Regions from separate parts of the Homo sapiens genome. Here all the other regions are linked to region 3. The links are chromatin loops, found by intact Hi-C in ENCODE. Cell type or tissue: heart right ventricle. All regions are shown on one strand. Links, peaks and the distances in the headings refer to the core of each region. The heading gives the core; the rest is flanking DNA. Region 1 overlaps ULK4 (unc-51 like kinase 4). Region 2 overlaps ENTPD3-AS1 (ENTPD3, EIF1B and MYRIP antisense RNA 1). Region 3 has its middle 25 kb from the start of EIF1B.

Region 1 (7,655 bases), core at 1,864-6,863, 1.5 Mb before region 3:
GGGACATTTCTGTCAGGGCACAAAGGTTTGTTAGATAGTGCTGCCTTAGATGCTGTCGTGAAAGATGGGTTGGTTCTGAGGTACAGTGTCGAGTCACTGGGGGCACCTGAAATGGTGACCTGAGAAAACCTGAATTTTGAGAAGGAACCTATACTGTGAGGGTGTTGTATATAGGGTATGTGGTACTTGTATTTAGGATTTTGGTAAAAAGTGAATATTCATAAGTGATTTAAATTTTCTATTTTAAAAGTATAAGGTTTTTAGGTAGTGTGTTTTATTCTAATAGGAATTGTTTTTGGTCATATTAGGGAAAATAATTGGCATGTTGATACATTTTTATTTTAGTTGAATAAATCTGGTAGCCAATATTTACTTTTATAAATTGAAAAATGGTTAAGTGTTTCATAAGTTTTTTGAGCTTGTCTTTGAAAAGAGATAGACAGATGCAGTGTCTCAAGCCTGTAATCCCAGAACTTTGGGAGGCTGAGATGGGAGGATTGTTTTTCAGGAGTTCAAGGTCAGCCTGGGCATCATAGCGGACCCCATCTCTACAAAAAGTAAAAAAAATTAGCTGGCTGTGGTGGTGCATGCCTACAGTCCCAGCTAGCTGGGGGGGTTGAGGTGGGAGGATGGCTTTTCCAATTGTCCTACAGATATTTTTCAAAATGACTACTTTTAAAGTATAATCTTTTTATTCACAGGTGGGATGCTAATTCTACAATTGCCTAGGACTTCTTTAATTTGTGTAGGTTAAGAGATTTTAATGGGAAATTTAAGAAGTGTTGAAATTTATAAGGATTATTTCTGTATGTTAGAGTTGTGATAACGCAGACATTTTCCCTGTAGTACTTCTCTGAGTCTGATTTGTTTTCCTCCATGGGTACCACATAGGTTTATTTTAAGATGGTAAAAAATAAAAGCTGACTAAGGTACATACTGATTATCCTAGACAACATGCAGACATCACTAAATAAGAGTGCAGTTTTCATCAACTCACCATTTGTTTTAATTAGAAAAAAACTCATCAAAACTAATTTCTCTGCATGAAATACCTTTTCAAATCACATTGAATGTCATTTAATAGTAATTTATCCACTTCAGTTTTCTGCTGGATACTAAAGGAACACCTCATTAAAACTAGTGTTTATGCAAATAACAATATTTAAAAACTTGATTGTAAAAATTTCTTTTACACTGAATACATACAGATATGTTACTGTTCAGATATTATTTACTACTTACATAGAAACTCATTGATCTACTAACAAGTAGAAAAGAGACCTTTAGCCAAATGCCTCTGTACTCAGCAATAAAAGGATTAATTACTGTTTTGCTCTTTTCTCTGGTTAAAGATTTTTAAAATTTTTATTTTTCGTTTTACTATTAAACCACAACTTGTTTAAATTTTGTCGCTGTTGCAGTATTGCAGCGGACATTACGGTTCGTGTCTCCCTAAGTATACGAGGGAGAGTTTCTCTGGGCTGTGTACATGTGGGAGTGTGGGCCTGACCTGTCACATTCAATTTTTATTTCTCAGTCTTATATCTAATGCTCATCATTGCATAATGTAACTAGCTGGGATTAGTTTCCTCGGTCCCCGACTCTTCTTTTCAGAGCCTGTTTTCTCTCCATTTACAGACGGGCCAAGGTTGCTCACGTAATTGGTTTACTGGCTTCGCACACAGCTGAGCTCCAGGAAAATACACCTGTTGTTGAGGTAATGTCTTTTATTACTTAAATGTGATGAATGTCAAGAAATACTGTTCTTGATTCTGTAATTTAGAACCTGCAGCTTTCACCGACCTTCACTTGTTTTTTCTCTGTGGGATTGTGGCAATCGTTCTAAAACTGTTACCTCAACAGACCTTTAGGCTTAAACATAGCAGCACATATACAATGTAGTCCATCATTAAAATGGCACAGCAGAGTTAACAAGGCTTATGAACTCTACTCATCATTATTTCATTTGTTTTTGAATAAGGCTTTTTTCATTTCTAGTTTTCTTATAGTCTGTCCAACAGACTAATGTATTTCCTAGTTAAAGCATAGCTTACAATTCAAAATTCAAATTATTTTGGCCTTTCACCTTGAATGTAGTGTTTTCGTATGAAAGATTACTTTCTACCTATTCCGTTAACGTATGTTACACTTAATTGGTAATGGAGTTTTATCCCTTGAACTGGGAGAGGCTCAAGAGTCAGCATAGGTGAAAAGAACCAAGGCTTTTAGGGGAAACAGCAAGAGCTCCTGAAGGAAGTAAAAAAGGGGTAAGGAGAGGGGATTTTGTAGAGTTGAAGCTGGTTGTGTGGTATTTGGGGCTTTAAGAAAAATTGGAAAAATTTCTATGTCTGTCTTGTCCACTGTAGTAGCCAACTGGTATTTGGAGCCTTAAGAGGAATTGGAACATTTTCTCTCTGTGCTGTTCACTGCAGCAGCCAATTGCTGGGATAGTATCCCAGCTGGCCTTATAGTGTCTGGGTGGAGATTAATTTAATTTCAGTGTATTTCCCTTGCTTACAATTCCATCTCTATTTCCTGCAAACTGCTGGATCTCTGAGTTACTAGTAAAATGCCACAAAGTCTAAATTTTTCCTTTTTTGGGGGGCCTAAAAAAATGAATTGTGACCTATATGATTACTGATGGTACCCAGCTTGGTTCTCAGAGATGTGTCAGGTAGATTTTTGTCTGAAAGATTGAGCATCTAGGGCAGTATTACCAGGAAGATGAGAAGGCTTAGGATCTCAAAAATGGGGGTTCCTTCTGATGGCTCAGAGCAAAAGGTCTCCAGTGAGATGGAGTAGCTGTAGGAGATGGGAGAGAACTTAAAGTCCAAGACAAAGTGCCAAGATTTTAGAGGATGTTCCTGCATCGTCAGAGCAGGCATTGGTTGCTCAGGAGCTGTGAAGAAGGAGCCTCTGAATATGTGAAATATGACTGTTGAATTAAATGATTCAGTAGTTGCAGTAATAAGTATTAAGTAGGATGGATACTTTAGGAAGCTGAGTTAGTGAATTTGAAGATCAGTTGGATGAATTCTCTTAGGATTCAGAAAGAAAGAGGATAAAGATTATGAACTAAAAAGGCATGGATGATAGTTTCAGATTTGTTGAACTATCCAGTATAGTAGCCACCAGCCACTATGGCTATTGAGTGCTTGAAGAAAAGCTAGTCTGAATTGAGATGATCAACTTATAGAAAAGAATACTACGACCACCCTGTAATTTCCAAACCCCATTGTTCTACTTTATCTTTTTCACAGCATGTATCACCACCTGGCATTTTATGTATTTATTTCTCTTTCCACACTAGACTACAAGCTCCATTGGAATCGGGATTTTGAACTGTCTTGTTCAACACTCCACTCCAGTGCCTAGACAGTGCCTTGTGTATGTATAGATACTGACAAATATTTCAAAATAAATAAAACTGTATCAGCATTCTTGGGACTCCGTGTGGCAGTGCCTGGAAGATGGTGTGTTTTGCTGCTGCAGGAATTGTCAAGGGGCTGGGCAGAGGGCATGTGAAGTAACCTGGGACCTGTTGGTCACCCTGGGTGATGTGATGGCCTCATTCTACTGGTACTTGCTGTTGCTGCTGCTGTACTCCCACTTGGAGAGTTTGGCCCAGCAGTTCCTGAACCATATTTGTTACCTGTTCTCACTCAGGTTGAGTTCTGTGGCCAGTTTATATTCTCAAAGTATTTCTCTTACTCCAGTTGTTGTACTTTGTTGACATTGTATTCCTGGTGCTGCCTCAACTGAGAGGAAAGGGTGGATGTTAATTCCCGAGGTTCTTGTATCTTTTATTCCAGTACTGTTCTCTTCATGGGTATTTGCTGATGCTTTATTAGTTCGAAATGCAAGAATTTAGGGAAAATCATACTTATTTGATTAAAAAAAATGGCGTGTACTGAACTATCTGGTGAACTATTTTGAATTACACTGTATTGTGAACTACATTTGGTTGGATAATAGAGAGCTTGTATAATAACTTGAAATTGAGCTAGGTGCTCCTTTGTGATGCCATCTTAATTTTGTTATTTCTCAACACTTTTTAGTTCTTTATTTCATTACTTTTAATGGCAAAAACTGTAATTACTTTTGCACCAACCTAATTCCTGCTGTGAGCAATTGGCTGTGATAATTTAAGTAGCCACTAGAGGTCATTCAAGCACCAGAAAAAAAGTTGTGCAAGTTTTAAGAATTTATGTTTCAGTTTCCAAAAGCAGGATCTGTGGAGGCTGAGCAGGTACATGGTACCATGTTTCATCTTTTTCCTGTTTTTTTTTTTTTTTTTTTTTTTTTTAGAAGTTTCTGCTACAGGATGTGTGGCTCCATTCCACTGGTGATTTTTACCATTTGAGATGAATAAGATGAATGAAAACCATTATAGTCTCTCCAGAAAAATAAAGTCAACACCTAGCACATGATTTTAGGGGATCTGGGAACCCCGTGGAGTGAATCTTTGGTTCATAACTCTTGAGACCAGTTTTCTGTAAAACTCACAATTGGGTGCTTGTAGATAATTTTTCAATAATCAGTAACAAAATTTCAAGTGTAAGATGAATCCTAAATTCTCTATTAGGTTTACTCTCAGTGAACAGGAAAAATTGTGGTTGCAGACCCTATAAGCATCTTATTTTATTTTACTTACTTATTTATTTTTTTGCGATAGAGTCTCGCTCTGTTGCCCAGGCTGTAGTGCAGTGGTGTGATCTTGGCTCGTTGTAACCTCTGCCTCCCGGGTTGAAGAGATTCTCAGCCTCAGCTTCACGAGTAGCTTGGACCACAGGTTCATGCCACCATGCTCTGCTAAGTTTTGTATTTTTAGTAGAGACACGGTTTCATCATGTTGGTCAGGCTGGTCTTGAACTCCTGGCCTCAAGTGATCCATTTGTCTTGGCTTCCCCAAAGTATTGGGATTACAGGCATGAGACACTGCACCTGGCCCCTATAAGCATTTTAATGGCATAGAACCTCATTTTGTTACTCACCTTTGTACCCCACAGTGCCGAGCCAGCAAAGTAATGTGTATTTTAGGCAGTTAATGCTGGAGAGTTTAATGAATGATTAAAAGAATGTCAGAAGAATATGATGGTATAATTTGTTATAAAGAGACAGAAAAAATGGAGCAAAAATCTATTTTACTATCCTTGTAATATAATTTAAATCTCTTTCATCTTATTCTGTCATCAACAGCTACAGAAAATAACTGGTCATGATCTCCTTTATGCATTTAGAAGCATTTATTGACATCTGTATCTTTTTTACTGAAAAATATAACCATCTGAAGCTTATATTCCTAGATAACACATTTACCACTCTGTAATCATTGTGGTTTCTATGTGTAATAATTTTAAAAAACATTTCTGATATTAAGCCAATATATTTAGTCTGAAGCGTGCAGTGGATATATTTTATGAAATTTAATATAGACCCATCAAATTCTAAAACTGAAAGGAATTTTTTTTGTGACTGAGTCTCACTCTGTTGCCCAGGCTGGATTGCAGTGGCGTGATCTTGGCTCACTGCAACCTCTGTCACCCAGGTTCAAACGATTCTCCTGCCTCAGCCTCCCGAGTAGCTGGGATTACAGGCATGCACTACCACGCCCAGCTAATTTATTTTGTATTTTTAGTAGAGATGGGGTTTCACCATGTTGGCCAGGCTGATCACGAACTCTTGACCTCAAATAATCCATCCGCCTCAGCCTCCCAAAGTGCTGGGATTACAGGCATGAGCCACCACTCCTGGCCAAAAGGAGTATTAACAGACATTTTAGGTTAACCCATTCATTAAATTTCTTTATTATCAGCTGGGCGTGGTGACTCACGGCTGTAATCCCAGTACTTTGGGAGGCTGAGGTGGGAGGATAACTTGAGCCTAGGAGTTTGAGACCAGCCTGGGCAACATAAGGAGACCCTGTCTCTAGAAAAAATAGAGTTTGGTGTGGTGGTGCACGTCTGTGGTCCCAGCTACTCAGGAGGCTGAGACATGACCCTGGGAGGTTGAGGCTGTAGTGGGCTATTATCATGCTATTGCACTCCAGCTTGGGCAACAGAGCAAGACCCTGTCTCAAATTTTTTTTTTTTAAATTATGGAAAATTTCAACATATATAGAAGTAGAGAGGCTAGAGTAATGAGGTAGTATCATTTGCTTCCAGCAATCAACACTGGCTAATCTTGTTTCATCTTGTGTCCTGCTTTCATTCCCCCTCTCCCTTTTTCTCTCCCTCTCTCTTTCTTGCTGGAGTATTTTAAATAAAATGATATCATTTTACTAGTAAATATCTTTTGCTAGCAGAAAAGGATTAGAAAAATGTATAACCATGATTTCATTATCACACCCAATACATTCAGCAGTAGTCTCTGAATATCATCTAATACCCAGTTAGTGTTCAGATTTTCTTGGTGGTTTCATACATGTCATTTTGTAATTTTTCTTTGAGCCAGGATTGCGTTTAGATATTGTGACCCTTAAGTCTCTTAATTCCTGGTCTCTTATTTTTTAGTGTCATTTATTTGTTACAGACAAATTGTCCCTTGTCTTGGCCCAAATTGGAATACCAGAAGCTTTACTGCACCCTTTTGGTGTTATTTAATATAGTCCTTTATCACCTGCCTTTCCTTTCTTGCGCATGGCTGCTTAGATGTGGACCCTTGATTCAGTACTTTTTTTTGGGGGGATGGCTTGGGGAAATAGGAATTTGTCACAGTTGGTGCTGTATTTCTCCTACTGCTTCATAGGAAGTGAGACAATTAAACATTATATGCCTCTATTAGAGGGGTTAAAGTTGATCACTAGACTCAGATGTTGTCAGCCTTATTATAAATATTCCCATCACTCTTTTTTTTTCTTCATACCCTTATCTGTGAGTCAGGAACTCCTCACTCTTTTTTTTTTTTTTTTTTTTTAACAGTTTTAACATCAATCGATTATTGTCTACATGTAGTAATCCTTTAGAGTTGCAAAATGATAATTTTCTTATTCTGTAATTTCCTTTCTATTTGTAGTTGGAAGTTTTCTTACAGAAGATCTTTCCCTGATCAACTATTTGGTTATCCTTAAAATAGAGTTTGTTTTGCAAGGCAGGATAAATGCTTGATTGTTCCTCTTCATAGGTCAGTTTTCAGAATAAAGAGTTGGTACCTGAGAAATCTCCGTGTCTAGTGAGATTGATTTTATATTGTTAAGAACTTACAGGTGTATATATGTATATGTATATCGTCTAGTCCTTTGCAGTCATTAGTCTTTTTGATGCTTACATTGTTTCATCTCCATCCAGTGGGAGCTCTTTCAAGTTTGCTCCTTTCTCCCTTTGACATGAGCCTACTCCTGTCTCTGACAGCTTGCTGGCTTCTCGGCAGTGAGCTTTCATAGGCTTGTTTCGGGAATAGTCAACCCCTAGTTTTGAAACCACTTCTATAAGGAATCTTGTTTACTTTGTTAGAAGATGTAGTTAGAGAACTCAATCTGGGTTCTCTAGGTTTTTTTTTTTTTTTTTTTTTCCTGGTAGAGCTTTTCAGAGGTTAGATCTAGGTACTATTGTTTCTTAAAAAGAGAAAAATTCACAGTTTATTCTGCTTTTCCAATTCAGATTTTTTTATTGAGACAGAGTTTTGCTCTTGTTGCCCAGGCTGGAGTGCGACGGCGC
Region 2 (7,655 bases), core at 1,086-6,085, 98 kb before region 3:
GAACACTGCTGTTTACATTGGTTGATTTTTTATTTTCTCATTGTTTTAGGATTGTGCTTTCTTGGGTCTGCTAAGTCAGTTACCCCTGGTCCACCATGCCAAAATGTTTTTGTTGTTTTCTTTTCTTCTTTTCTCTCCATGCTTATGGATATGTGCTGGTATAAACAGTTTTTGTTTTTTTAAGAAAATAGTCTGGATCTTAACCTTCCTCTTACTAAACCCTCTCTCCCTGCTATATTCACATGTCATTTAATAGCAACTCTATCCTTTCAGTCACTCAGGCAAAAATATTGGAATAACTTTTAACCCCTCTTTTTCTCTCTCACTCCATGTACATTCATCAGCAAACACTGTGGGCTCTACTTTCACATATATCCGGGGTCTGACCATTGCTCACAGCCTCTACTGCTACCAACCTGATCCAAGCCATCAGCATTTCTCATCTGGATTATTAAAATCACCCACCAACTGGTTTTCCTGTTTCTGCTCTTGTCTCCTTTGTTTTTTATCACTGTAACTAGAAACAGAAGCCAGATACCCCTCCTTTGTTCAGAACTCTAAATGGGGCCCCCTTGCACCATCTACTCCGTCTTAACTCCCTTACCCTATCTCCTCCATCTTCCAGTCATTTATTCTGCTCCAATCACAATGGCCTTTGTATTTGTGGTCTCTTTTGCTTAGAATGCTCTTCCTCCAGATATTCAAATGGCCGACTCCTTCACATTTTCCAAGTGTTCGTTCAGACGTCACCTTATCTGAAAAGACTTTTCTGACCTAATGGCGTCCCCATCTCATGCTCCTGGCACTTTCCTTTCCCCTTACTTTTCTTTATATTTCTCCAGATCACTTATAATCCCCTGTACAGTGTGTATTTAGTTGGTTAGTGTCTGTCTCCCCCACTAGAACGTTGGCTCCCTGAAGGCAAGGACTTTGTCTACATTGTTAATTGGTGGAGTTATGCCACCTACACAGGATCTTACTCAGAGGATGAATTCAATCAATATTAGTTGAATGAACAAATGAACAAGCAGTTGAATTGAATGGCTGTATTAAAGGAAACTGAGGCATAGAAAACTTAAGATTTTTAGACAAAGATCACACAACAATGAACAGCAGAACTAGGATGTGTGAACCAGGTTTTTGTGATGTGAAAGCCTGAGTTCTTAATCATTTTGTTTGATATTTGGGAATAATTTTTAATGAGATCTGAAAATGCTAATGGTATAATGCTGTGAACGAAGGAAATATAAAATTGTAATTCCAGCATGATCTTAACTATGTACAAATATGTAGAGAAAAAGATTCAGAAAGAAAAATATCAAATATACAGCAGTGAGATTCTGCGTGTTTATATATATATATATATATATATATATTTTTTTTTTTTTTTTTTTTTTTTTTTTTTTGAGACAGTTTCATTCTTGTTGCCCAGGCTGGAGTGCAATGGCATGATCTCAGCTCACCACAACCTCCGCCTTCCGGGTTCAAGCAGTTCTCCTGCCTCAACCTCCCAAGTAGCTGGGATTACAGGCATGCACCACGATGCCCAGCTAATTTTGTATTTTTAGTAGAGACAGGGTTTCTCCAGGTTGGTCAGGCTGGTCTCGAACTCCTGACCTCAGGTGATCTGCCCGCCTCAGCCTCCCAAAGTGCTGGGATTATAGGCGTGAGCCTCCATGCCTGGCCTCAAAATATGTATTTTAACTTTTATTTAGAAAATTGTAAACATACACAAAGCAGATAGAATACTATAATAAACTCCTATGTCTCATCACCCCAACCTCAAGGACCATCAAAGTATGGGCCAGTTCTACCCCTACATTCTCCCTCCCCTGTAATTTTGAATCAATTCACAGATGTGGTGGTCAATTTTATGTGTCAACTTGGCTAGACTATAGCACCCAGTTATTTGTTAATCTAGGTGTAGCTGTGAAAGTATTTTGTGGGTGTGATTACTGCCCATAATTAGTAGATTTTTAAGGGGACTTATCCTAGATAATCTGGGTGAGCCTGATTAAATCAGTTGAAAATCCATAAGAGCAGAACTGGGACTTCTCTGAGAAGGAAGAAATTCTATCTGTGGACTGTAGCTTTAGTTCATGCCTGAGGGTTCCAGCCTGCTCTTCCTGATGGCCTGCCCTGTGGATTTAGGACTTGCCTAGCTAGCCCCATAGTCTCACAAGCCAATTCCTTGCAATAGATCTCTTAATACTGGCTCTATTTCTCTGGTTGAACTTTGACTGATACGCCAGACGTATCATTTCATCTGGAAACAGTTCAGCAAGTATCTAAACCAGAGGTCCCCAACCCTCAGCCAGGCAGTAGACCAGTACTGGTCCGTGGCCTGTTTAGGAACCGGGCTGCGCAGCAGGTGTTGAGCAGCGGGCAAACCAGCATTACCATCTGAGCTCCGCCTCCTGTCAGATCAGCAACAATGCGAACCCTATTGTGAACTGCGTGTGTGAGGGATCTAGGTTTGCTCCTTATGAGAATCTAATGCCTGATGATCTGAGGTGGAACAGTTTCATCCTGAAACCATCTGTGCATCCCCACCCAGCCCCACACTGTCCGTGGAAACATTGTCTCCCTTGAAACCGGTTTCTGGTGCCAAAAAGGTTGAGGACCATTGATCTAAACAGCAAGGGTTCTTGAAAAAAAAATCCAAGATACCATTATTTCATTTAGTTATTTACTTATTTTGAGACAGAGTCTTGCTCTTCTGCTCAGGCTGGAGTGCAGTGGCGTGATCTCGGCTCACTACAACTTCCACCACCTAGGTTCAAGTGATTGTCTTGGCTCAGCCTCCCGAGAAGCTGGGATTACAGGTGTGCACCACCACACCTGGCTAATTTTTGTATTTTTTGGTAGAGACGGGGTTTCACCAAGTTGGCCAGGCTGGTCTCGAACTCCTGACCTCAAGTAATCCATCTGCCTCAGCCTTTCAAAGTACTGGGATTACAGGCATGAGTCATGGCGCCAGGCCGGTTCCATTATTTTACCTAAACAAAAATTAACAGGAATTCCTTGATAATGTTCAGTGTTCAGATTTCCAATTATCTCCTTATTTTATACTATTAAAACTATTTTTGAACTAATGATTTTTTTTTCTAATACCTTTAGAGAGGTTTAAAAAAAGGGTGGGAGGCTCACCCTGGGAAGAATTTTTTCCATAGCTCCAACAGAGGGCATTCAAGTCTCATGTTTCGAGAGAAAAGACAGTTGTCTCATTTCTATTACACCCTTAGTCATTTAGCTCAGGGCTTGTCGCACAGTAGACTTTTGGTGAAAGTATCATGAGTGAATAAGTAAATGGGTGAAATAAATATGTTTTAAAACTTGTATTTATTAGCTACATCCATGTCAGGCACTGGCTAAGTGCTGTATTTTCTCTTAACTATCCCATGAGGTAGGTATTATGCCTGTTTTATATATGGAGGAAGTCAAGACTCAAGGAGACTGAAAGATATGATGAAAACCATAGAGGTAATAAGGAGAAAATTCTTGAGTTAACCCAGATCTGTCACTTTATATTGTAGTATAGGACATACAGATGATGTATAAATGGTTGAAAAAGGGAACATCTGTAACCACTACCTAGTTGTAGAATAACACTGTCACCCCAGAAGCCCTGTTGTTATGAACTGAATATTTGTGATCCCCCAAATTTATATGTTGAAGCCCTAACCCCCAGTGTAGGATTTGGAGATGGAGCCTTTGGGAGGGTAGATAACTAGGGTTAGACAAGGTTATGAAGGAGTGGCCCTCATGGTGGGATTAATGCCCTTGTCAGAAGAGATCCCAGAGTGCCCTCTCTCTCTCTCTCACTCTCTCTCCCTGAGAGCTCAGAGGAAAGGCCGTGTGGACACAGCATAAAGGCCACCATCTGCAAGCCAGGAATTGAGCCCTCACCAGGAATTAGTCAGCTGATGCCTTGATGTTGGAATTCCCAGGCTCCAAAACTGTGAGAAGATTAATTTCTGTTGTTTAAGCCACTCAATTTATAGTATTTTATTATGGCAGTTCAAGCAGCCTAAGACACCCATTTATCCTTTTCCAGATACAGCCTCCATCTCCTCCCAAATTTCAAAGTAATAATTTCCTTGCTTTTCTTTAGCGTTTAACCTTCTGTGTTTAGTTTTGCCTGTTTTTAAATTTTGTATTAGGCCAGGTGCAATGGCTCACGCCTGTAATCCCAGCACTTTGGGAGGCCGAGGCAGGGGGATCACGAGGTCAGGAGTTTGAGACCAGCCTGGCCAACATGGTGAAACCCTGTCTCTACTAAAAATACAAAAATTAGCTGGGCGTGGTGGCAGATGCCTGTAATCCCAGGAGGCTGAGGCAGGAGAATCGCTTGAACCCAGGACGTGGAGGTTGCAGCGAGCCAGGATTGAGCCACTGCACTCCAGCATGGGTGACAGAGCGAGACTCCATCTCAAAACAAAAATAAAACAAAACAAAAACAAACAAAAAACCTTTTGATTATGTAGTTCTTTTGTTTTCATTGATGTACAGTATTTTCTAGTATGGCTGTATCGCTATTTATTTATTCATTTATTCCGTAGGATAGGCATCTTGGTTGCTGCTTAAAACATTCTTAGGCATGTATCCTGGTATATCTAAGACTATATATCGCTAAGGTATATACTTTGGACTGGAATTTCTTCAACTTTATTAGACAATACCTCCATTTTCCAGAGTGGTTGCATTAATTTACATTCCTACAGCAGTATAGGAGAGTTCCAGTTCCACATCCTCACTAATTTTGGTATTGTCAGACTTCTAAGTTTTGCCAAACGAATGAGCATATTGTACTATTTCTCTGTAGTTTTAATTTGCATTATCCCAATAATGAGATTGAGCATCTTTTCCTATGTTTATTAGACACTTAGTTGTCTCCTTTTGAAAAGTGTCTTCTCAAGACTATTGCCTGTTTAGAAAAATTGAATCATCTTCCTTTTTCTTACTGATTTGTAAGTGTTGTTCATATAATTTGGAAAGTAGTCCTTTATCAGTTATATATGTTGTAAATACCTTCTTCCACTCTGTGGCTTGTCTTTTCACTCTTTTAATGATGTTTTTTGAGGAACAGAAGTTTTACATTTTAATGTATTAAATACTTTCTTATGGTTAATGCTTTTTGTGTAGTGTTTAAGAAACCCTTCCCTTACCCAGTATCCTAAAAATATTCTCCTACATTTTCTTCTAAACCTTTATAGGTTTTTCACACTTAGGTCTTTAAGCTACCTGGAAACATTTCTTGCAAGTGGAGTGAGGAAAGGGTCAAATTCATTTTTTCTCCATTAAGATATCCAATTGTCCTGCATTTTCCCACTGCTCTGATGTGACACCTCTGTTATAAATCAGGTGTCTGTATGTGAATGGGTATGTTAGACTACGGAAATATAAAGCCAAATTCCTAACTACTATATGATACTGCCTTTCTGTGTGAAAGGCAAAGTTATGCAATGGGTTTTAGACTCAACCAGGCCCAAAGCTCAAGCCCCGATCCCTATTCCCCAAATCACTCAGTGACTGAGTAATGCTGTCAGGTACTTTTACCTCTGAACCCATGCTTTTTTTACATAGCTGTGATTAGGAATAGACACTATTTGTGCTACTCATCACTTTTATCTTCACATATTTCAAATCAAAAGACTTGCTTTGGTTGGAGCTTTGGGGTTTGGGGTTCTATAGTTGTATTAGTTTACTGTGACTGTGTAACAAATTGCCACAAATTTAGTGGCTTTAAACGTCATCTTTTTGTTACTTTATAGTTTTGTAGGTCAGAAGTCAGAGTGGGCTCAACTGGGTTCTCCACTTAGGGTCTCAGTAGGCTGAAATCAAGATATGATCTGACCTGGACTCTTATCTGAAAGCTCTGGGGGAAAATATGCTTCCAAGTTCATTCAGGTTGTTGGCAGAATCCAGCTCCTTGCAGCTGTAGGGCTGAGGTTCCTGGTTTTTTGCTGATGCCGCCAGGGATTGCTGTTAGTTTCTAGAGGCTGCACTTAGGGCCTTTGCACACGGCGCCCTCCATCCCCAAGCCGGCAACTGCATGTGGAATTCTTCTCATGCTTTGAATCTCTGACTTCGTCTTCTGGAGAAAATGCTCTGCCTTTAAAGAGCTCATGTGGTGAGGTTAGACCTACCTGGATAAGCTCTCCATTTTAAGGTCAACTGATTTGTAATTACATCTGCAAAATCCTTTTGCCATGTGACAATGTAACCACATAATTGGAGTAACACCAGAGGGGGAAGGAGTATTCTGTTCACCACAGTAACAGTGCTAGATATGCCACTTGAACTGCAGATTTCACAATGGTCTATCTATAAAAATTCTTGTGTGTGTGTGTGTGTGTGTGTGTGTGTGAGAGAGAGAGAGAGAGAGAGAGAGAGAGAGATAGTTTTGCTCTGTTACCCAGGCTGGAGTGCAGCGGCATGATCTCGGCTCACTGCAACCTCCACCTCCCAGGCTCAAGCAATCCTCTTACCTCAACCTCCCAAGTAGCTGGGACTCCAGGTGTGCCCACAACTTCTGGCTAATTTTTGTATTTTTTGGAGAGAAGAGGTTTTGCCACGTTTCCCAGGCTGCTCTCGAACTTCTGGGCTCAAGGAATCCCTCCTGCCTCAGCTACTCCCAAAAGGCTGAGATTACAGGTGTGAGCTACTGCACCCAGTCAAAAATTCTTCGGTGTGTGTCAGAAAACCTGAAGTACCTCAGTTTATTCTAACTTCCCAAATGAGTTAGAAATGTTGACTAGGATTTGCCTTCATGGAGCTTTGGCTCTCTTTCTTGCACATACAAATTTTTTTTCTTGCAAACTCTTGGTGATTTGGATGCTGTTTTTTCCCTGCTATCTCTATAGTTTATTGCCCATTTCTTAGTCACTCATGGAAACAACCTCAATCAACAAATATGAATAAATACTATGTTCATAGCATATGTCCAAATCCAAAATCACACGTAAAAGGTATCAGCCATAATAGGTGTTTTTAGATGTCTGTTGAATAAATGAGGAGTGATGTACAATAGGCTTTGCCCTTAAGTAGCCTACTCTGTCTTTTAGAAATAAGCTGTACACATATGCCAAGATAAATAACAATATGAGGACTTACGTGGCTGGTTTTGAAAAAGTGGTCCAGGAGATAGAGCATAGTATGTGTGTGCAAGGAAAGCTTTGTGGAAGACTTATATGAAGGAACTGGACCTTGAGAAACATACATGATTTGGATGGGTGGGAGGAGGATCTATAATATAGTAGAGAGGATGGCGGGAGCAAAGGTACAGTTTGGGATAGGAGTAGCCGTTCTGGATGAGAACCAAGATTTGAGTGTCAGGTTGTGGACTCACAGAGGCTTAGAATTTCAAATAAGGTACAGAAATGCTTGACTCAATAATCTCAAGCAGTCAAAGGTTTATCAAAGTAAAAGCACTTTGAACTCTCTGGAATAAAGGTGATATTAATGAATGGGTTTCTTAATTTGCTAGGGAAAAAAATTTCTCTCATAAATATCACCTAGGGTCCTTAGGAGAAAGAGTACCATATGGAAGTTAACACACACACACCCCTTGCAAGTCAAAATAAAATAATAGTTCTTTATTCCATATTCAGCTAAGAAACAGCAATATGAAATAATGCTGATTTTTAGTTTGT
Region 3 (7,655 bases), core at 1,729-6,728:
AGTGAGCCGAGATTGCGCCACTGCACTCTAGCCTGTGTGACAGAGCAAGATGCCATCTCAAATAATAATAATAATTGAGTCTAAGAACTTATTGTGAAGATTTGACCAGAAAAGTGACAAAAATGGCTATCTGTGGGAAAGTTCTAATACACATGTTTTGGTTAAAAAATATTAGAAACAACCTAAATGTTCATAAATGATGATGAATGGACAAACAAATTGTGGTATATCCATATAATGGAATATTATTCAGAAATAATAGGAGAAAGGAAGGATGTATACGTGCACAAAGTGGATAAACCTCAAAAGCCAGGCACAAAAGGTCACATATTGCATGATTCTATTTATATGAAATACCCAGAATAGATCAATTCATAGAGACAGAAAACAGATTGCTGGTTGCTAGGCACTGGAAGGAAGGGTATGGGGAGTAACTGCCTAATGGGTATGGGGTTTCCCTTTGGGGCAATGAAATGTTTTGAAACTAGATAGATGCAGTGGTTGTACAATATTGTGACTATTAAATGCCGCTGAACTGTTTCCTTTAAACGGCTCATGTTATGATATGTGAATTTTATCTCAACAAAAACAACAAATGACAAGAAAGGGTATCCCTACGTCTATTATCAACCCTCTTAAGGAGCACGGCAGGGACAGGTGTATTTCCTGGGCTTAGTGCTGCAGTTGGAGCTTCTATCCCAGGCGTCATCCAGTCTGGGTAGGAGGAGCCTCTGGTTTGTGGTGTGATCAACCTTGATAGCCCTCCTTGGATCCCTGTTCTGAGCAAAGCTGCCTGGCCCCATGGCCCACTACCAGCAGTTTCCATCTATTCCTTGCCCTGAACAACTCCCAACATGGTATCCACTAATTTGTTGCCAATCTCCAGAATCACAAGCCTCAAAAATTAACAAAGATGGGGTGGGGATGACAGTTCGAGGAAAAGAAATGTAAAGTCGTCAGAGGCCAGTGACTAAGAATAACTCACTGAATGCTTTCACACACTTTCATACACTAATTGTGAGAATGTAAATTGACTCAACAATTCTAGAAAGCAATTGAGCAATGTGTTTCCAAAGCCTTTAAAATGATCATATCCTTTGACCTAATTATTGCTCATCTATACATTTATTCTTAGGAAAGAGATGTTAATTAGACAAAGAATCAGCTACGTGGAGGTTCATTCAGTGTTATTTATAATAGCAGAAAATTAGAGACAATCTAAAGCCCCCCAAAAGGGCAATATTGTGATATATCCATGAAATGCAATACTGCTTTGGTTCTCTAGCAATGATCACTTACTATCTCTCACGGAATTTGTGATCAGGAACTTAGGCAGCAGGGAGTAAGGCCTATTTCTACTCTGTAATGCCTGGGGCTTTAAGTGGAAGACCTAAAGTCTGCTATCTTGGAAGACTTGTTTGCTCACGTGTTGGCAGATGCTGATATGAGCTAGAGGCCCAAGTGGGTCAGTCAGCTGGAACATTCACATATGGCCTTTCCATATAGACCTGACTTCCTCACAAATGTGGTTTGGTTCCAAAGGCAAAAAACAAAAAGTAAAAAACAGAGCCATGTTGTCTTTATGAACTAGCCTTGGAAGGCACACAGCATCACTTATGCCACATTCTATTGACTGTGGCAGTTACAAAAGTCTGGCCAGGTTCAAAGGGAGGAAACAGAGACCTCACTTCTTGATGGAAGCACGTGAATGTCACACTGTAAGAAGAGCATGTGGATGGCAGATATGTGGATGTGGGTATATTTGGAAAATACGGTGTGACTGTAACTAGTCATATCTTAAAACAATATCTAATGGTGTGGAAAAATGTCCATTATATGTTACAAAATTAAAAAGTCAGTTTACAAAGCAGTATGTATAGTATAAGCCCACTTTGAATGAAAAACATATAGTCACAAATACTAACAGTGGTTCTGTTAGGGAAACAGGAGCCCAGGAGAGCCACAGTAACATAATTTTAATATCAGCTCCCTCTTGGGACTAACAAGACACATTCCTTGTGGGTCATGACACATAGTCATAAGATATTCACCATTGAGGAAACAGTTTAAAGATACCTGCAAGGACACACTCCTACAACAATGGAAAGTCCAGATGTCCCAATACCCATGACCATATATGCTTTCAAGATAATTATGCTTTGATGTAATTGCACACTAAAATGTCAAGGATCGTTTTATTTTTTATTTTTCTTTCTTTCTCTTTTTTTAGAGACAGGGTCTCACTATATTGCCCAGGCTGGTCTCAAACTCCTGGGCTCAACCGATCCTCCTGCCTTGGCCTATCAAAGTGCTGGGATTATAGAAGGATAGTTTTCTTTAACTAAACAGAGTAATAAATTTTGCTATGCTGTCAGCCCACCTGCATGTAGACATACCTTAGCTTAGCTTTTACATAGACTAGACCCTATATAAGTAAAACTTCAAAAAAAAGACAAGGCAGTCTTCTTCTTGCTTTCTGAGGATGCCCTACTCTGTAACTGAGTAGCTTTCAATAAACTATCTCTTCTCACTGCACTCTGCGATGTGCCTTGAATTCCTTCTTGTGTGAGATCTAAGAACCCTCTCTTGGGGCCTGGAATCAATATCCCTTTTCCAGCAACAGTTCTTTCTAGGATGTGGAATAACAGGAAATGTTTAATTTCATCTTTATTATTTTCTATATTTTCCAACATTTCCAAAATAAACACATATTAATTTTATAATTAGATAATAAAATAAAAATAAAAATACCTAGTCAATTTTTTTTTTTGAGACAGAGTTTCACTCTGTTGCCCAGGCTGGAGTGCAGTGGTGCAATCTCGGCTCACTGCAACCGCCGCCTCTGGGATTCAAGCCATTCTCCTGCCTCAGCCTCCCAAGTAGCTGGGATTACAGGCATGTGCCATCATGCCTAGATAATTTTTATATTTTTAGTAGAGATGGGGTCTCACCATGTTGGCCAAGCTGGTCTTGAACTCCTGACCTCAAATGATTCACCTGCCTTGGCCTCCCAAAGTGCTGGGATTACGGGAGTGAGCTACCATGCCCGAAAATTTTTTTTTTTTTTTTTAATGAGCTGCTCTGCCTTAGGATACTTTAGAGATTCTTTACCTTAGTGTGTCATGTATCTTCTGCCCCACATTTCAGAGAATGGTAGGCTTTCCTCATGTTGAAGGCCAATCCCACAGCTAGCCCGCCTGTTCTTGCCTTCGCTGAGGGACTTTACTCAATTGGTTACTCCCTGTCTCTCCACTGTCTTCATCCTGTTCTTTAATCCTTGATCTTGCCTCCTGGTTTAAAGGTATTTTTGAGTGCCCAAACTTTAAGAATTAAAATATTTATTTCACTTCAATATCTACTACTCTATCTCTGCTCTGGAAAGAATCATCTATACTGGCTTTCTCTATTTTCTCACTTCCAATTCTTTTCTCAGCTCTCCACAATATGCTTTCTGGCCTCACTACTCAATTTAAACTGCCCTGGGAAGGGTCAACAGTGGCTGCTGGATTATTAAATCCAGTGGAACCAGAGGTCACAAACTGGGGTCTGTGGGCATGCTCTTGTCCATGGATGGATTTCTCTTGGGCTTCATAGTGCTTTCAAATTTTTGAGTTGATTTCAACATTCAAAAATTGGGAAAGTCCATATAAAAATGCAGAATTCCAGCATCTCTTTAAAAATTGGAAGCTCTAACAATACTGGCCCCACCTTCTTGCATGGAAACAGCCTCTTGAGTAGACTAGTAGCTACCTCCCAAAGAGGATACCTGCTCTCCAGGGCCCCTTAGGCCCCACTTGGGTTTGGCCTTAGATATTTGATCACATTGGCTTTTGGCTTATGGATATTTGAGTTTTAGGCCTTCACGTTTATTAAAGTTAACTTGTGTCATTATCATCAAGGTTAAGACTAAAATTGTGTCTTCGTTAGTGTTCCTCCAAAAGCTGACACTGAGACTAGGATTGGGTGCAAGTAGTTTATCTGAAAAGTGATTCCTAAAAGCTTGGTGAGAGAGAAGGGAAGTGAGTCAGAGAAGAATGAAAGCCAATACAAGGTGAATTAATGAGCTGGAGGCTAGGGCAGTCACCTGGGGCTCCCTCCTGGGGGACCTTCTGAGAGACATTCTGAGAGAAGAAGTGGAACCAATAGTTGAGGAAGCTGGGGTGTTTGTCCACCAGCTCCTGTCCCTCATTGGAACCACTCCTGGAGCATTAACTCCCTGGCACTTCCGGGCAGTCCTGCTGACTTGCCGCACATGCCCACAGCCAGAGAATGGCCTGTCAGAGACATGCAGATGTGTAGGGTAGGAAGCTGTGGGCCTGTGGGAACTGTAGGTGACTGCCAGGTGCACAGTAGGCAGGGCCCTGACAATGTCTACAGAAAGCTGATTTCATCTCATTTCCCCATCATGCCTGGCACGGAGTTAGCACTTCATAAATGTGAGTGGTTGGAAGTTCTTGGTTTTCTTATGCTTCCCCTGATTACTTCTTATCGGAAATGAGATGAAGTTAAATGGGTAATTGTATAATCCTAGTTTGTTTGAGTCTCCCTGTGTAGTTGGGGCGGGGAGGGGAGGGGAGGAATTACTGAAATCATCCATTCTTTGCCTATAGGCAGATCACAGCTTTCCTTGAGAGCACTCTTGTTGGTTCCCTGAGTACAGTGTTGGATTTAATAGTCAGGAAAGTCTATTTTTACTTGGTGATGCCTCTGGGTGTTCTTCTGCAAGGTTCTGGCCTGGGTCCAAGTTGCTGTGGCACTGATTCCCAGCAGCATGTGGCCACAAGGATAAGGCATGAGTGAATTAAAGTTTAATTAAAGGTGAAACTCCAATATGGATGGAGCTGGCTGTCTCCTGCTGGGTAATTAGTGAGGCGAGGGTTTGAAAGGGCAGCACAAAGATCCCCGCTGATGTCAGACGCTCCTCCTAGGTATGTCCTCTTGGGCAGTTTTGTGGAACACCTTTTTTCCTCCCTGGCAGTAGAATAGAAAGATGTTGTAAACTAGTAGTAGAAACAAAGAACACCAATGTGGGTGGCCTGGGGTAGCAAATGCGAGTGGCTTCTCATAGGTTCATCATCAAATCGGTTACCATGACTTGCAGGCTCCTCCTCCTGAGCCCTTCAAGCAGCCATCTGGGAAAGACCAGGTGGAAAGGCGTTCTTGGGGACAGACCTAACTTTCATGGGTGTCAATGAGCGCTTTGTCCCGTGGTCTCCCTATTCTGGTGTACGTGTGAAGTGGAGGAGGGTCAATTTCTCAGCTTCTGTCCCCTTCAGGGGGTGTACTCAGAGCTGCGTGTTAGACTTCCCTGACCATTTTATCCAGAGCAGAACCAGGCTCCAAGGACCCCAGGAAATGGAGTGCGCGGACCTTCACAGTAATATCAGCAGTGCTAACAATAACTATACCGACGAAGTTCAGCAAGCACTCACTGTGCAGAGTGCAAGCTCAGGCAGTCATGCATCATCACACTCACTCATTCACTCCTCCCCGCAACACCGCAGCTCTGCCGGCACTTGCATCTTCCTTTTCACTCTCCAGGCCTAGTGCTCTCACAAGGCCAGCTGAAACAAATCTCTGGCGTGCTCATTGCTCTGCTCTCCTCAGGGTCCCTCATGATCCCTCCTTTCAGACAGCTGCAGCTCCTACCACCAACGGCTGGATTATTTTCTTATTTCCCATCTCAAATTTCTGAAAGCAAGAACATCCCAGTCTGCTGGGACCTGAGACTTATGCAGTTTTAGAGACCCCCTTTAAGAAAGGAATAAAAGCATATGAATGAATGCAATACTAGGCTCAGGGGCAAGGAGGAGGCCTGGACAGGCGAGGCACCAGAAAGTCCCAGTGTGTTTGTTTCAGGGTGAGTCGGCCTCTGCTAGAGTCTAATAATACGTTTTTATTCTGGTGGTTGGGGTGGAGTGGGGTGACAAGCCATGGTACCAAACCCAGTTATTAAAAGCTGGTGCATTTGAGCATGGTCCCTGTCTCTGATGTTCTCCTCTCAACCACGCAAGGAGGCCCGGTCTTCCAGAGTGGACTCAGCCACCTCACCATTTCATGTGTATTCATCCAGAAACTGGGCTTGGGAGAAACTTCCCTGGGGCCTTGGGCTAAGAAGCACGCACTCCATGGAGTTCTGCAGGCAAAGGTGCAGACATGAGGTAGGGAATCGTCAGTGGTCATTTGGTGTCCCATACATTCCTTGTTCCTTGTGTGTACAGCTCCCTTAAAGATGTTATGGAGATAAGGGATGGCTGGACCCAGCCAAGTTGGGGGCATTTGTAGGGTTCATGGACCCAGGCCAAATTGTTATCTTAAAACTACTGAAATCTTTCCATGGTTCCTAACACCCATCTCTGATTATTTCCCTAGCATAGGTGCCTGAATGTGAAAAGATATGAACATTTTAAGGAGCTTGACATAAAATTTCATTTGCATGAAATTCATTCAAATTCATTCAAATGTCATTTCAGAAAGTCATACCAATTCACATTTTCTCCAAAGAGATGTGCGTTTCCACTGTACAGTGGCTTCACCAACAATGGATGCCACCATTTAAAATAATTTTATTTATTGTTTTTCTCTATCTACAAAAGTAATAATGATGTTCTTTATAAAAGTTTTAATGTTGACAGAAATATACAACTGAGAAAATGAAAGCCCTCCCATTCCTCCTATTCCCTTGGGTAACAAATGCAGAGTGGCTTCTCCTAGGTTCATCATCAAATCGGGCACCATAACTTCCAGGCTCCTCCTCCTGGGTCCCTTAAGCAGCCATTTGGGAAAGACCAGGTGCAAAAAGGTTCTTGGGCATAGACCTGACTTTCATGGGTGTCAATGAGCGTTTTGCTCCCAACTATCCAGAGATAACCCCCATAAACCGTTAGATGAATATTTATTTATGCAGATATCTTCTGCGTTTATGTTATGATGGAATTTTGGGGCTTTGTTTTTTAACCAAAATGATGTCACACCAGATATACTTCTTCAAAACTAGCGTTTTTAGTGTTCCATATGGATTTCTTCTGGGCCCTCTTTATACATTCCTAAAGAAACTCATTCATTCATGGCTTTAAAAATATTCTATGGGCTGATACCTCCTGAATTTATGTCTTCTCTGAGCTCCAGACTTACAAATCCAACTAGTTGCTTGACATCTCTGATTGGATGTCTCTTAGGCATTTAAAACTTAACATGTTCAGGGTAGGTGTGATGTCTCACACCTGTAATCCCAGCACTTTGGGAGGTTGAGGTGGGAGGAACATTTGAGCCCAGGATTTTAAGACCAGTTGGGCAACATAGTGAGACCCTGTCTCTATTAAAAAAAAAAAAATTCAACATGTTCAAAATGGAATTCTTGTTTCCACTCCTCAATCCTGTCTTTCTACCCCAGCCTCCCTCATTTTAATAATGTCACTCCCAGCCACCCAATTTCCAAAGATAAAATCCTGGAAGTCATCTTTTCCTTGCCACTTATGGCCAACACAACAGCAAGTCCTGTTAATTCTATCTCCAAGCGAGTCTCTTGTCCACCCACTTCTCTGCCTCTTTACCACCATCATTCCACGTGTAGTAGCCTCTCATTGGCCTTTTCGCCTCTGCTCTTGCTTTCTGTACGTTCCTCTCTCTGACTAACAGCCATAATCAGCTTCTTA

What was found. Hi-C counts contacts between places; a loop is a spot of excess contacts. Peaks named below come from ENCODE experiments on the same cell type or tissue, not always from the same donor. Only the 100,000 strongest peaks of a DNase experiment are listed, where the experiment ranks them.
Region 1: it touches region 3 in a loop (5-fold over the local background); 80 of 110 quality-filtered maps call a loop at or near these places.
Region 2: it touches region 3 in a loop (3-fold over the local background); 26 of 110 quality-filtered maps call a loop at or near these places.

Annotation. Positions count from the first base shown.
Region 1 is chr3:41,877,936-41,885,590 of GRCh38, reverse strand. ULK4 (unc-51 like kinase 4) reads left to right here. Exons shown (of 37, transcript NM_017886.4): 17 at 1,639-1,717. Among named protein-coding and RNA genes, the nearest start is that of ULK4, 80 kb to the left of the region's middle. In heart right ventricle, for the core only: a CTCF peak has its summit at 4,140 (motif pointing right); no DNase peak of the experiment used is centred there.
Region 2 is chr3:40,428,542-40,436,196 of GRCh38, reverse strand. All of the region lies in intron 2 of ENTPD3-AS1 (ENTPD3, EIF1B and MYRIP antisense RNA 1), which reads left to right. ENTPD3 (ectonucleoside triphosphate diphosphohydrolase 3) reads right to left here. Exons shown (of 11, transcript NM_001248.4): 11 at 7,453-7,655. Among named protein-coding and RNA genes, the nearest start is that of ENTPD3-AS1, 21 kb to the left of the region's middle. In heart right ventricle, for the core only: a CTCF peak has its summit at 3,166 (motif pointing right); no DNase peak of the experiment used is centred there.
Region 3 is chr3:40,330,701-40,338,355 of GRCh38, reverse strand. No RefSeq gene overlaps it. Among named protein-coding and RNA genes, the nearest start is that of EIF1B, 25 kb to the right of the region's middle. RefSeq lists an enhancer at 644-693. In heart right ventricle, for the core only: no CTCF peak of the experiment used is centred there; a DNase peak (open chromatin) is centred at 4,745.